2 separate regions of the Homo sapiens genome follow, and region 1 is linked to region 2. The links are chromatin loops, found by intact Hi-C in ENCODE. Cell type or tissue: ovary. All regions are shown on one strand.

Region 1 (8,000 bases), 450 kb after region 2:
AGGGTTCTTATAAGAATTAAAGAGGTTAGTATTTGTAAAGCATTTAAAACAGCGTCTGGCACATTGTAAGGACTACACAAGAGTTCATGAAAATTTTGTTAAAAGCCACAGTGAGAAATCACACTAAATGCTGAAGAGATACAAACACATTCAATGTATGCATATCAATTAAAGGTTTTGGTCACAAGTAACAGAGATGCAGACAAAAGTTTTTAGGATACAAATGGCTTGTAGAGTAACTAGGCAGGCTTAACAAATGGTTGGGGACCAAGGGAAGCTGGGCCACAGAGGACGCAGCCAAGGGGACCTGCAAGGAACATCATTGCAGTTTCCTTGGATGCCATAGCTAGTGTCTGCCCCAGCTGGGCTGCTAAGAACCACTATATGGGGCCACCTTCAGCTTCTATAGTGGGAGGCAGAGCACTGCATCCCCCCAAGACCCCTTTAATAGAAATCCACGCAAATAAGAAGGTAGAACGCTGACAATCAAAATAACACCTCCACAGTATGGCTTGTCTACATAAAATCACTGGATTTGTAAAGTTGGATTGAGAGGAAAGCATACCGATAAGAGGCTGCCTCATACTGAACTGTATGAAATAAAAAAACTGCACCACTTCCTGGCTGTTTGACTTGGGTGAGTTAACCTGAATCTTAGTTTCCTTTGATAAACGTGACTGATAGTAGATTATATCTGTTACTTCTTCTAAAGTGTTTAGTTCAGTGCCTTACACATGCTGATGGTTCATTAAGCACGAATGCCTACAAACATGTGATCAATGGAATTAAATCTTTTACTTCTGAATATAAATTGAGTTCTGTATTTCATTGTAGAACTATGCTTATTTGAACTCTTCCCTCAAGCCCCTTCTCAATTGCTGGCCTTCTTGGCACATCAGTTTTCCTGAGCTTTCTCTCTCGGAGTCTCTGAGTACTTGTTGCACGTATTGCTCGTAAGGCAAATATCACATGCTGCCTTTATTCACCAGCTGTATCATCTATACCCATACTTTAAGTATGCAGTGCACTAAGAAGCTAATGTTCTTATTCAGAGGTGAAGCCTGTAAACAAATTTAATACAATTTAATGTTTCAATCTAATCTAAGTCATAAGTGCATTGAGACCAATAAACATGTCATGGGGCAGGCAGTATTATCACAGTATTACAGATGAATCAGTTGAGACTCAGAGGGGTTTGTCTAAGGTCACACAACTAATAAGAAGCAGAGCCCAGATGGGTCTGTGTGATTCTAGAGTGCATAAATTCTGCCTCCTAAACTGCATTATCAGTTTCTTGAGGGCAAGAATTAGGTTGAATATGCCTTTGTGTTTCCCTTATAACCTGGTAAAGTCTTGAAAGAGGCAGGGCTCTAGCTTTGAGGACCAATAGATAAAATAGCAAACATTTTAAAACCATACAACCCATTGGTGAATGGCTAGAAAGCCAATGTGTTCCTTGTTTTGTTCTGTTTTCTGAATCTAATAAGTGAGACGTGGTCTCACTATGTTGCCCAGGCTGTCCTTGAACTCCTGGACTTAAGCAATCCTCTTGCCTCAGCCTCCTGTGTTGGAGCTCCCACACAGAGTCTCCACTGGTGTACTGCCTAGTGGAGCTGTAAGAGGCCACTGTCCTCCAGACCCCAGAATGGTAGATCCACCAACAGCTTGCACCGTGCACCTGAAAAAGCCACAGACACTCAATGCCAGCCCATGAAAGCAGACAGGACTGGGGCTGTACCCTGCAAAACCACAGGGGTGGAGCTGCCCAAGGCCGTGGGAGCCTAACTCTTGCATCAGTGTGACCTGGATGTGAGACATGGAGTCAAAGGAGATTATTTTGAAGCTTTAAGATTTAATTGCTGCCTTCTTGGATTCTGGACTTGCATGGGGCCTGTAGCTCCTTCGTTTTGGCCAACTTCTCCCATTTGAAACAGGTGTATTTACCCAATATCTGTACCCCTACTGTATTTAGGAAGTAATTTTGATTTTACAGGCTCATGTAAAGGAAGGGGACTTGCCTTGTCTCAGATGAGACTTTGGACTGTGGACTTCTGAGTTAATACTGAAATGAATTAAGACTTTGGGGGACTGTTGGGATGGCATGATTGGTTTTGAAATGTGAGGACATAAGATTTGGGAGGGGCCGGGGGAGAATGCTATGGTTTGGCTCTGTGTCCCCACCCAAACCACCTTGAATTGTAATAATCCCCACTTGTCATGGGAGGGACCTTGTGGGAGGTAATTAAACCATGGGGGTGGGTTTCTCCTGTGCTGTTCTCATGATAGTGAATAAATCTCATGAGATCTGATGGTTTTATAAAGGGGAGCTCCCCTGCACATGCTTTTTTTGCCTGCCACCATGTGAGACATGACTTTGCTCCTCATTCACCTTCCACCATGATTGTGAGGCCTCCCCAGCCATGTGGAACTGTAAGTCCATTAAATCTCTCTCCTTTTGTAAATTACCCAGTCTTGGGTATGTCTTTATTAGCAGAATGAGAACGAACTGATACAAAAATGCACCCCAAAGAAAAGCAATGGCAAATTAATCTACTGATTTTTGTATAGTTATATGTAAAGTTCAACTAAGACCTTGAACCAATGCCTTGATTATGGCCATCTCTGAACAAAACATTGTAACTCAATATCATAATGTTTAAATTCCCGCAGCTGTGGAGTTCCCCTGGGAAACCAGACAGTTCAATCTTGTTTTTTCAGAAGGCCTTATTTAAGAAACCTAACTTATTACTTTTTTATCTTTTTTTTATTGTACTTTAAGTTCTAGGGTACATGTGCACAACCTGCAGGTTTGTTACATATGTATACATGTGCCATGTTGGTGTGCTGCACCCATTAACTCATCATTTACATTAGGTATATCTCCTAATGCTATCCCTCCCCCTTCCCCCCACCCCACAACAGGCCCCGGTGTGTGATGTTCCCCATCCTGTGTCCAAGTGTTCTCATTGTTCGATTCCCACCTATGAGTGAGAACATGCGGTGTTTGAAAACCTATTTTTAACAAGTACTTATATTTCTAATTTCATCAAGTATGTCAGGAACATAATCAGATTTAGAGTGCTTAACCAAAAAAGGCTTTACTTTTCTCATGTATCCAGAAGCTGGAGGTGAGCTTTTCTAGGGTGGTATGGTGAGCAGCTAAGGGATTCTACCATGGACTCAGTCATCATCCATCTTCCAGCTAAGCCTTCCTTTCCAGGTAGTTTCATTTTCAAATGCATTATTCCTAGGTTGCAAAACTGCTCCACCTCCAGCAGCATGCCTACATTTCAGATACAGGAGGAAAAGGCAACAGGCAGGAAGGAACATCAGCTCCACTGAGGTTTCCAGAAGCTCTACCCAGAGACTTCTGTGTGTACATAATTGGCAAGAGCTGCACTGCATTGGCATGCATCATTGCAAGGGAAGATGAGTTTTTTTTCTTTTTTTTTCTTTTTAATTGTTGTTGTTGTTTTTTAAATCCCAGTATACTTTTTTTTTTAAAGATTTTTTTAGAGATGTGGTCTCACTATGTTGCCCAGGCTGTCCTTGAACTCCTGGGCTTAAGCAATCCTCTTGCCTCAGCCTCCTGAGTAGCTGGGACTATAGGTGTATGCCACCCTGCCTGGCTCTGGGCATATTTCTGACAAACAAATCAAGGTTCTGATGGTAAAAAAGGAGAGTGGATACTGGGTAGGTAACTAGCAATGCTTGCCACAAGTAAAACACATGTGAACCGTGGATTATGTTGTTTTTCCTCTGGATATTTTAGTACTTGAATTTCTTACATAACAAATTGTTTATGGAGCAAGGAAACTATGGAGAGATCCTAAACTAGGGGCTACAAAGCTGTCCACAGGGCTGGTTTCATTCCACTGGTTCTCAATGGCCATATTATGCCCTTCTTTTTTGTCAACTGCTAGTTAGGACATTGCATTTCAGGAGGAGCATATTACTGCCATAGGCCCTGAAAGAATCCTTATCTTAGCAGATGCTAACTGGTATGTTAACCTGCCATCATGTCTGGCCACTCAGCATTCAACTGCCCATAACTTTCATTGCTGGTCTTCCTTGACCTGGGACACGTGAGGGATTTGAGGTCAACCAGCTGGTGCAGAGGAAGCACTCAGTAAATATGATCTGCCAGTTTCATTATTATTACCTCCTCAATTACAACACAAGCTCTTCAAGGGCAGGACTGATGTCTTATACTTTGTATCCCCACTCTGCTTGACTAGGAGAGGATATTGAATTATCTGCTGATTAATGCAATGTCTTACTTTAACTCATGCCACTGACCTGCACATTAAGGCTACTGCTGTCATCATCTATGTAATTCCACTCATGTGACCTAAGCAAAGGATAAATGTATTTTGTTTCCAAGTGTTATCGTCTGTGTGGACTATTTTTCTGGCATCCCCAAGGAAGCAGTTGTATACCCCTAAGGGAGTCTGGTGATTAAAAGTTTTCGCTTTAGACTTAGACTGAAATTAGCTCTGAGTTGACTAGCAAATCAACTTGCCAAAGGGAGGACTCTGGAACATTCATTTAGTCTCTTGGAACTTCAGTTTTCTTATCTGGAAAATAAGGCTGATATCTACCTTGGTTGGTGTTGTATGGGCCATGGCCGGGCCTGTCCACATGAAAGCCCCTCAGTGGGCATGGGTGGAACAGCCCAGGGCCCCATCGTGCAGACAAAGCAGGGACGTAAAGGCCTAGTGAAGCTGGCCCTCCTGAGCAGCACAACCACTGCCTCTTACGGTGATGTAAGTTGTTTGGGAATGCTGCCATGGCTGTGAGCACTGAGGGCAGCGGGTCCATGCTCTGTGTTCCTCTGCTCTACTGGGCAAATCGTTCTCCTCGGGCTTCTAAGAGCCCTAATCTTTGGTGGAGGCACGGTGAGCTGGAGAGACCTTTGAGGGGAGGGCAAAACCACCTATATATTTTTCTCTCGTTACTATCTTTCCAGTGTTTGTTGCTTTTGCTGAAGAAAAACCAAACTTGAGTAGAGCCTAAGACATCCTTCTTGACAGCCTGGAACCCAGACCAGGCTCGCTGAGGTCTGGCCTAGCACTAGTGGTTGCAATAACTCAATTATGTGAGATCATGAGTGTAAAGCCCCTGGCACAGGGCTTGGCATATGGCAGGCTCTCCATTGGGATTATTTGTGCTATTGTTTCTCCAGTAGCACCTATGAGAAAATTTGTATTTTGTTTTGGAGGAATGAACATGTAAGAGTTCTTTGCAGTTCCTGGAGATTGAGGCTATGCAAAGCTAAGATTTTTAATTCCTGTTTTTACTACATAATACCAAAACAGGGCACTTGAACATTTTGTAGTATTAGGCATGAAAGCAGCACTGTGAATCGGAGGGATAAAGTCTGAATCAGTTTTCATGGAACCATTCTGCCCCCTAAATTCCAACTTAGCAGAAGATAAAAACCAGGAACAAAAATAAACATTTTAAGTGGAGCTTCGGATTTCTCGTAATCCACCGTGTTCTTAGAGAGATCAGTGAATTCAATCCCCCTCCGTGTTTTTTTTTTTTTTTTTTTTGAAAAGATTACTTACTGGGAGGTTACTAGAATATTTCACTTAATTGAACTTGGCCAAAAACAGCTCTGAAACTTCACATGTTAGAAACTTTCTCTCAGTTGCAGCTTGAAAATCTTGCAAAGAACTTAGACTGGTCTTGTGTGGGTTGGATGTGCACCCCTAAACTAGTCAAATGTGGTGAGAAGGGTCATAAAAAATTTTTGGCTCCTGCCAGAAACAGAAGGTTAGCAATGCAGGCACAGTTATCTCAAGAGGAAATGCTGAGCAAAGGCACAGCTGACCACTACACACTCATGTGAGATTTATGTGGAACATAATAATTGGCTGGGCACAGTGGCTCGTGCCTCTGATCCCAATACTTTGGGAGACCAAGGGGCAGATTGCATGAGCCCAGGAATTCAAGACCATCCTGGGCAGCATGGCAGGACCCTGTCTCTACAAAAACAAAATATTTAAAAATTAGCCCGTGGTTCCAGCTATTCAGGAGGCTGAGGTAAGAGGGCTGTTTGAACCCAGGAAGTCAAGGAAGCAGTGAGCCATCATTGTACCACTGCACTACAGCTTGCACGACACAGTGAGACCCTGTCTCAAAATAATAATAATAATAATAATAATAATAATAATAATAATAATAGCTACAATAATTGATTGAAAGTAATTCAGGAAGAAAAATGTTATACACATTGGGCTCTAACATGGCTCAGAGAGGAGTTACAGGAGTGAAAGAGCAGAGAGAGAACTAGGGAGAAATAACGAAAACAGAAAAAAACCAGTGAACCACCCCTTCAATCCTCTGCTTCTCTGTTATTACACTTCTAATGCATTTATGTAAAATTATGTGTATAGAGTAAAAATTTTAAAAACATAAAATTACAATTTTAAATAATCTTGTTATTTTACAATAGTTTTATAGAAAATTTGCAAAATTAATACAGAGGGTTCCAACACACTCCCTCACCCAGTTTCTCTTATTATTAATACCTAATGATTACTAATTACTAAAAACTACTAAGGCACAGTTTTCACATTTAATGAACAAATATTGACATTTTATTAACTACATTCCATACTTTATTCAGATTTCCTTAGTTTTTACCTGATGTCCTTTTCTGTTTCAGGGCCCCATCCAGGATGCCGCACCCCATGTTTAGGGCCCCATCCAGGGTGCCGCATCTCATGTTTAGGGCCCCATCCAGGGTGCCGCACCCCATGTTTAGGGTCCATCCAGGGTGCCGCACCCCATGTTTAGGGTCCATCCAGGGTGCCGCACCCCATGTTTAGGGCCCCATCCAGAGTGCCGCACCCCATGATTAGGGCCCATTCAGGGTGCCGCACCCCATGTTTAGGGCCCATCCAGGGTGCCGCACCCCATGTTTAGGGCCCCATCCAGGGTGCCGCACATCATGTTTAGGGCCCCATCCAGGGTGCCGCACCCCATGTTTAGGGCCCATCCAGAGTGCCGCACCCCATGTTTAGGGCCCCATCGACGATGCCGCACCCCATGTTTAGGGCCCCTTCCAGGGTGCCGCACCCCATGTTTAGGGCCCAGCCAGGGTGCCGCAACTCATGTTTAGGGCCCCTTCCAGGGTGCCGCACCCCATGTTTAGGGCCCCATCCAGGGTGCCGCACATCATGTTTAGGGCCCCATCCAGGGTGCCGCACCCCATGTTTAGGGCCCCATCCAGGGTGCCGCACCCCATGTTTAGGGCCCCATCCAGAGTGCCGCACCCCATGTTTAGGGCCCCATCGACGATGCCGCACCCCATGTTTAGGGCCCCTTCCAGGGTGCCGCACCCCATGTTTAGGGCCCAGCCAGGGTGCCGCAACTCATGTTTAGGGCCCCTTCCAGGGTGCCGCACCCCATGTTTAGGGCCCCATCCAGGGTGCCGCACATCATGTTTAGGGCCCCATCCAGGGTGCCGCACCCCATGTTTAGGGCCCCATCCAGGGTGCCGCACCGCATGTTTAGGGCCCATCCAGGGTGCCGCACCCCATGCAGTGGTCATGTCTCTACAGGCTTCTCTTGGCTTTGACAGTTTCTCAGCCTTTTCTCGTTTTTGATGACCTTGGTAGTTTTGAAAAGTACTCACTGGGTATTTTGCCAAATGTTCCTATATTGATATTTGTCTGTTTTTCTCATGATTAGACTGGGTTTATGAGCACTGGGGAGGAAGTCCGTGTAGCTAAAGTGCCATTCTCATCATGTATCCAGGGTACATACTGTCAGCTTATCACTGTTGATGTTCACATAGATCACCTGGCTATGCTATGAGCAGTTTTTAATAAAATAAAACCAATCACAATAGCATGAGAGATAGGACATGATAAGCAAACATGTATCAGGCAAATCAGGATTTAATTGTATGGTTTCTAACTTTAAGAATATTACTTCTCATCAGCAAGGAGAGGAGCTTTTAAAATGTTGACAGACGATTTCTAGAATTT
Region 2 (8,000 bases):
AGGGACTCAATGGCGTTGGGCCAATGTTGCTGAATTCTCTTGGCTTCCCCATTGGTTTGTAAGATGGCATCAGCAGCTTCAAGGTTCAGATCTCAAACTGTGTTCAAGGGCAGGAAGCTGAGCATAGGGCTAGAAGATTTTCTGTGACTTCCTCTTATTAGGGAGGAAAAATTTTTCCTAGAAGGTCCAAGCAGACTTCTTATATTCTCCCTAATCTATGTCACATTCCCATCCTTAGACCAGGGACTATATCTACATTCCCTAAGAATAACTGAACCCCATCTGATGCCTGTCCAAAGTGGGTTACCCTTGCTCCATCCAAAAGGCATGGAAGATCAGGGGCTGGCACTTTTGGGGACTGTACCTTCTACTGTTAATGGGATCCAGGTAGACTGAGTGCCACTGGATCAGAGCAGAACCATCAAGGCCAGCATAAGCAGGAGGCTGCTGGGGCTGCCAGTTGAGAGAAAACAATCTGTCCCAGGCAGGCATCCTCTCCAAATTTAGAAGCAAGAGCTAGCCTTTCCAGAGGGCTCTTTGAAAATGTTAGAAAATTATAATTAGACTTTGTGCTTCTACCAAGCCTTTTGTCCCAGAAGCTCAGGGCACTTCTCTGCATCATCTCATTAATCTTCACCACGCCATTCGAGGCAGCCTGCAACTATTGTCATCTTTATTTTCAGGATGAAAGATCTGAGATGTGGAAACAGGTCAATGGCTTGCCTAGTGTCATATACTCAGTGAGGCACCAGCAGCTGAGGACAGGACCAAAACTTATCACTGAAGACCCGGGACAAGTACATGGATGGCATTTACTTACCCAGAAAGCATGAGACTTGCAAGGTGACTTGACAGAAGAATGTCAAAGCTCTGTGCAAAGAGGTGAGAGGAACAGAACACAAGCTGTGATTTACTATCCAAGGAACCTTGGGCAAGTCACTTACACTTTCTGAACAGTTCCTCATCTAAAAAATGAAAGTAACATCTACCACATCGAACTTCACTTGGCTGTTTCAAAGACAAAAGAAGTGTTTTAAACAAAACCATGTGACCTAGGACATTTTATAAAATCTAAGTCAACATAAGGCATTGTTATTTGAGAGGATTTGTAGAATCAACATTTAAAATGAGCCTGCAGCTGTTGGCACACAATGATAATCCTGAATTGCAACCAGACAATTATAGAAAATGCTTCCTAAGAGATGACTAAGAAGTTCCTTTTTGCCATTCAATGTGCTATGATCATTTTCACCACTTACTCTATGGAAAGTGCTACAAAGCATGCAAGGACAACTGGACTGTGACCCACATCCTCTAGGAAATACGGTCTGGTAGAGGAGACAGATAAACCACTCATTTCACTGTGAGGAAAAATGAAAGAAAACATGTAATAGCCAAGGAGACCAAATGTGGGGGGTCCAGAGGAGGCTTGGGTCGGTTCCCATTCAGCAGCTCAGAGGAAGCTTTTGGGAAGTTGCAGGGTGATAGGAAAAGAGACCCCAGATGGCAGGAATATTGCAGTGGGGAGAAATGGAAGCCAAGAACATACAATATTATATGACTAAAGAAAAAGGTACATGGAAGATTGTAGACATTCCAATAAAAAGTTTGTGCAACATGGTATTTAGTGGGATGTTTTTTCCTGTTGTCTTGGAAACGTGGTAGCTCCTCAGTGAAGCTGAAACTGAACACAGCTCCTAAACAACCACAAACACCAGCTATGACAGCAACACCACTACAGTGGAGCCCATCACCGCAGAAGGACCAGAAGTGGCCAGGGTAAGGCTGGGGCAGACATACTTCACTAATCTGCAGCAGAGGGTCCCTCAAGATTCCTCTTTCTGCTCCCTTCTCCTTTCCCCTTCCCCTGCACCCCACCTTCCTTTGCTCAAACAAGAAGCCACATCTACAACAGTGACTTTCTTTCTTTTTTTTTCTTTTAAAGACAAGGTCTCGCTCTGTCACCCAGGCTGGAGTGCAATGATACAATCACAGCTCACTGCAGCCTCCATCTCCAGAGCTCAAGAGATCCTCCTGCCTCAGCCTCCTGAGTAGCAGGGACCACAAGTGCATGTCCACCACCCCTGGCTAAAACAATGACTTTCAAACTTCTCTAAGCATGACCCACAGTAAATGTTTTACATTATGACACGATTCACACAATTCCAGGCAGCTGACATCTATTATCACATTTATTTTCACACACACACACACACACATACACACACACCTGAAACAGCTTTTTGAGGAAATCATACTCTATTACTTGGAATGTACTTTGTAATTTGTATTCCATTCTACTCCTTTAAAGAAAAATAAAGATTGTGACTTTCTAAATTGATATTATGAGCCAGCAATGGCTTGTGACTTGCATTTTGGAGAAACCAGCCTAGGACAATATGGGAAGGGCATGGGTCTCACACACACACACACACACACACACACACACACACAGAGCCAGGTCCATGGCTCCAGCCTCACCTGAGGAAAAAAGCTGTGCAAGGAGTTTAAACAAAATTTTAAATAATGGGGCTGGGCGTGGTGACTCACGCCTGTAATCCCAGCACTTTTGGAGGCCGAGGCAGGTGGGTCACCTGAGGTCAGGAGTTCAAGAGTAGCCTGGCCAACATAATGAAATCCCGTTCTCTACTAAAAATACAAAAATTACCCAGGCGTGGTGGTGCACACCTGTAGTCTCAGTTACTTGGGAAGCTGAGGCAGGAGAATTGTTTGAACCCGGGAAGCGGAGGCTGCAGTGAGCAGAGATCCTGCCACTGAACTTCAGCCTGGGCGACAGTGAGTTTCTGCCTCAAAAAAATAAAAGCAAAGAGTGTAATAAATGATATTTAAAAAAAAATTTTCTGAATAATGAACAGGACTGAAATGAAATTGCTCTAATACCCCAAACAAAAGGCTGGCTGTTTTCAAGGGACTTGCTCCCCCACTGGGAAGTCGTCACAGTGGGAGGGGGTGGTAGAGTCCAGTTCGAGCCTGTTCTAAAACACACACACACACAAACACACACACATTTTATGTCCCTACTCCCAATTTTGAGGCCCCGAATTAAAGTTGGATGGGGCAACACCATGAAGGCCACTGCAGGATCATGCAAAAAAAAAAGACACACTGGGGAAAGGAAAGTGCGCCCCTCAAACACTAGGCAAACACTGGAGAAGGAAGGACCTTTGGGTCAGCAATAAGAAAGCCGTCCCCCTCAGTCAGCACAAAAGCTCGCCCCCAGGGAGAAACAGGAAGATCCTTAGCTCTTCTTTTCCTTCCCCAGCGCCCATCATCCTCCCTCCTGAGAAAACGGAAGAAAGGGTAGCACAGCAGCCGAAAGGAGTTTGGGTTTGCTTTGCTTCCATCTGCGGACAAGGCTCTTTGCAGAGAAAACCCAGCCTCCCGGTGCCCGGGCCCCGCAGGCAGTCTCTCTTTCGGCCACCAGAGGGCGCTCTCCTCCTCCCCAGCCTCCAGCCACACCTGGCCGAGGGGCGTCCTTGCCCCACTCCTGCAGCCCAGAAGCGCACTCACTGCACAGCCGCGGAACCTGCAAGACGGGCCACAGGCACGCCCCGCTGCCAGCCGCTTAGCTTTTTAAAACAAGCCAGCATAGATGTTCACAATTATTCTCCCCTCAACGGTGGACACTGTCAGGTCAGCAATCCCTAGGAAGCTCCCGGGAGCGCTGTCGGAAGACTTTGCCAGAGCTCAGACTCATCGGGAGGGGGAAATCGGTTCTCTGGCTGCCCCTGGCAGCGGGGCTCCCCCACCCCAGGCTTAAAATAGGGATGAAACTCTTTGACATCGAAGGACACAGGGTCCCTTCCCACTGACGTCCGTTGTGGCGCTGAGGGACCCAGGAGAGCAACAGGGCTTCCAGATCGGAGACATCACCAAAGAGGGAACGCAGCCACTTTTATTTTTGCCTTGACAATTATTAAAATACGCAGAGGAAGGAAACTATTCAGGCTGGCTCTGTACAAGGCAATCATTCCCAAATTGCACCAAATTGGCTGCTCCCCAAAGTCCGTGTGTTCTCCCCACACCCTCATATAAACACACACACCCACCAACACCCTGTGTTATTTGTCTTCAATGAGTTAGAAAGAAGACTTTAAGATAAGGCAGGGTGAAACTCTGACAGCTAGTACCCAAAACTCCCCCTCAACATTAATGGGAGACTTGCTTGTATGTTTTTGCCCCCTAAGGGTAACTGATTCCCATGACTTTGCTTTAGCCAAGGGAATGAAGTGGCTTTTGGGGTAGAAACAGCCTAACCTTACACAAACTTTGAGATAAACAAGCACTATCACAGCACATAAAAACGAAAACTACCAGCAGGTTAAAATTATCCCTATGAAGAAAAAGGAATTTCACGTTATGAAAGTTTTTTTTTTTTAATAATCTGCTAAGTACACACTAATACCCAAAACAGGCCTTAAACAGTCTGAAGGATGCTTGAGCTAAAATCTTATAAATTGCCCTGGAATATTTGTCAAACCACCTGCCCAGAACATACTGTATGTATTCATAGTGCTGTCAAACAAGTGGACTACCATCATTGGATGAGTGGTTTGTCAGCCAGAGGCTGGCTCAGACAGACCATACGTAAAGGTTTCTAACCCTAATTTTTCCCTTTAGTGATTGAGCCTGGACCCATTGTTTGGGATACTTGTGGGGACATGGACTGCATTCTGTCTTATATTGCAGATGCTAAAGAAAACATCTTTCCAGTCCCCCCTTCCCACAGCAGAACACCATGGATTAAATCTGAAACAGTATAAGTGTTCACATCTGGAAAATTGAGCTGAATCTGTCTGGAGACATCTGTATGGATCCTTTGGACTAGTATGAAAAACGATGATTTCTGTGTTTTCTATAGTGGTTTCCACCCTCATGCTAAGGTTTACATTTCTGAAATCACACCACAGCCACCCATTTTAAGGAAGTAGGAGGTTAGAAACATTAAGGAAATTAAGATTGGAGGACAAAGATTATGTGATAGTTAATCTTATATGTCAACTTGGCTAGGCTATAATGCCTTGTTGTTTGGCCACACACTAGACTAGATGTTGCTGTGAAAGTATTTTGTAGATGTGATTAACATTTACAGTTGATTTTGAGTAAAGGAGATTACCCTCAATCATATGGGTGGGCCTTTTCCAATCAGGTGAAGGCCTTAACAGCGAAGACTGAGGCTTATCAAAGAAGGAGGAATTCTGCCTCAAGACTTGCAACATCAGCTCTTCCCTGAGTTTGAGTGCTGGTCTGCTGTAAGATTTCAGATTTTAGCTTGGCATGGTGGCACACTGCTGTAATCCCAGCTACTCAGGAGGCTGAGGCAGGAGAATCACTTGAACCCAGGAGGCGGAGGTTGCAGTGAGCCGAGATGGCGCCACTGCACTCCAGCCTGGGAGACAGAGCGAGACTTGGTAAGAAGGAAGGAAGAAAGGAAGGAAGGGAGGAAGGGAGGGAGGGAGGGGAGGAAGGGGGGGGAGAGAGAGAGAGAGAGAGAGAGAGAGAGAGAGAGAGAGAGAGAAAGGGAGAGATTTCAGGTTTGCCAGCTCCCACAATGGTGTGAGCCAATTCTTTAAAATAATTCTCTCTCTCTCTCTCTCTCTCTCTCTCTCTCTCTGTGTGTGTGTGTGTGTGTGTGTGTGTGTGTGTGTCCTATTGGTTTGGTTTCTATGGAGAATATTGATTGATACAGATTTCAAGTGGGAATCTATTTTATTTTGTACATGTTATAAGTCAAAATAACGATGTGAGGTTAAGTGCTGCCATTCTACATGATATTCACATATCCCAGATTTCTGATTTTGTTTAGGTGCCTAGACCCTCCTTAATACCCCATGTGACACACTGGAAGCTGGCCTGACCCCCAGCCATAGGTGTGATCCTGATTGGTCTAAGGGTGAGCCATCCCCTTCCCAATGATTGGCTCAGGGGAGGGGTCATGTGATTTAGTAAAGACCAATGACTTTACTAAATGACTTTTAGTAAATGACTAAATGACTTTTAGTAAAGACTAAGGTTTGTAGTCATTCTTCCAAGAGGCTTTACAGAAGCAGCATTCTCTCTCCCCTGTTGGAGGAGAATAAAGAAGCAGTAGCTACTGCCATGATGCCCCCATTGTTACTGACAACCCCTGGCACCTGCCCTTTGGTAGAAAATAACATGAGCTTCTGAAAATGTTGTTGAGCTGATTGAATCTCCCAGCCCCAAAGCCTGCACTGACTCTGGGCTTCCTTTTAGGTGAACCAATCCATTTTCTTATTCTGGAAGCCAGTTTGAGCCTGGCTTTTTGATAGTTGCAGCCAAATGACCAAGTCTCCTTGCCCTTAATTTCTTCTCTACAAACTGGGAGAGTAGAATTAGATAATCTAAGTTTTCCTCAAACTCTCAATGTCTGTGAACTGCATATTCAGGTACTAGCACTAACAACATTAACACTATTTGTCAATTACTAAAGAAGATAAATGTTATTATAGGTATGTTTCTAAATAACTTTCATTTTTAGAAACAGTAAAATGACATGTTAAAGTTCATAAAGTATAATTTAATGCCATTTTTTCCAGTGGTCTTAACCCTAGTGAACCACTGTCAGCAACAATAACTTTCGCTAAATTTTTTAACACAGAAAAAGCTCTAACAAATACAGTAAAAAGAAAAACCTAATAGAAAAATGAGGAAAGGATAAGAACAAACTTCCCAGCAAAGAAAATACAAATGAGTCTTAAAATCCATTTATCTCTAGTTTTCCATTATTGGAACGCTAAGCATGTGGGAGTTATTTATATCCTACTGCTCAAGGTCATTGCTAAGGTCTGATTGCAAAAATTCAAAAAATTGCAACCTCAGGCATAAATGGGTTAAACCAATGAAGAGATGTTCAACCTCACTCATAGGGAAGAGGGAAATTAAAGAGAAATGCTAATTAAAACGATGGCAAGGTTTTTTCAACCTACAAGATTGGCAAGTTACCAAAAAGTTTAATAACATGCTGTTGGTGAAGATCTTTTAAAATCAACTTTTATATCAATAATGAGAATTATCACTGAGGACCAGCAATTGAAGGTTTCTTAGAGCATTTTTTGTTGCTGCAACAGAATACCACAGATTGTGTAATTTATGAAGAAAAGATATTTATTTGGCTCACAGTTCTGGAGGCTGAGAAGTCCAGGACTGAGGGACTACCACTGATTAGGGCCTTCTTGCTGCATCATAACATGACAGAAGGTAACACATGGCAAGGAGGTGTACCCTAGAGACAGAGATACAGACATTTTCAAAAAATTGAGTCTGAAAAATGGAGTAACTAACTCACTCACGCAACAACTAACCCACTCCCATGGTTATGGCGTTAACTCATGAGGGCTTTGCCCTCATAACTTAGTCACATCTTAATACTGCCTCAATGGCAATTAAATGTCAACATAAGTTCTGGAGGGGACATTCAAATCATAACAAGGGGTAAGAGTTAAATAGTGCAACTTTCATGGAAAGCAATTTGACATCATCTGTAAAAATTACAAATTACCCTTTGGCCCAACAGTTCTCCTTCTGGAGGCTGTGAAATCCAAGATTAAGGGACTAGAAGATTTAGTGTCAGGTGAGGGCTCCCTCTCTGGTTCATAGATGGCAGCTTCTTGCTGTGTACTCACGTGGTGGAAGGAAATAGCTGGCTCTTTTATAAGGGCACTAATCCCAGTCATAAGAGTTCTGCCCTCAGTTTACCTCCCAAGGCCCCACACCCTGAACCATCACCTTAGGGGTTAAGATTTCAACATATGAATTTTGAGAGTAAATAAACAATCAGATCATAACAATCTCCACATTCAATGTGAAATAAAAAGAGCAAGTTGGACTGGGCATGGTTGCTCATGCCTGTAATCCAAGCACTTTGGGAGGCCAAGGCAGGAGGATTGCTTGAGTGCAGGAGTTCAAGACTAGCCTAGACAACACAGGGAAACCCAGTCTCTATTAAAAAAAATTAAAAA

What was found. A loop is a pair of places that touch in the nucleus more often than their neighbours do. Peaks named below come from ENCODE experiments on the same cell type or tissue, not always from the same donor. Only the 100,000 strongest peaks of a DNase experiment are listed, where the experiment ranks them.
Region 1: it touches region 2 in a loop (4-fold over the local background); 2 of 110 quality-filtered maps call a loop at or near these places.

The regions. Positions count from the first base shown.
Region 1 is chr18:62,032,774-62,040,773 of GRCh38, forward strand. It overlaps a transcript of PIGN not described here. Among named protein-coding and RNA genes, the nearest start is that of RNF152, 140 kb to the left of the region's middle. In ovary, no CTCF peak of the experiment used is centred here; a DNase peak (open chromatin) is centred at 4,777.
Region 2 is chr18:61,578,587-61,586,586 of GRCh38, forward strand. LOC124904314 (a long non-coding RNA gene) reads right to left here. Exons shown (of 7, transcript XR_007066395.1): 5 at 7,160-7,264; 6 at 821-870. Among named protein-coding and RNA genes, the nearest start is that of LINC01544, 170 kb to the right of the region's middle. In ovary, CTCF peaks have their summits at 3,461 (motif pointing right) and 3,662; a DNase peak (open chromatin) is centred at 3,555; H3K4me3 peaks cover 896 bases; H3K27ac peaks cover 636 bases.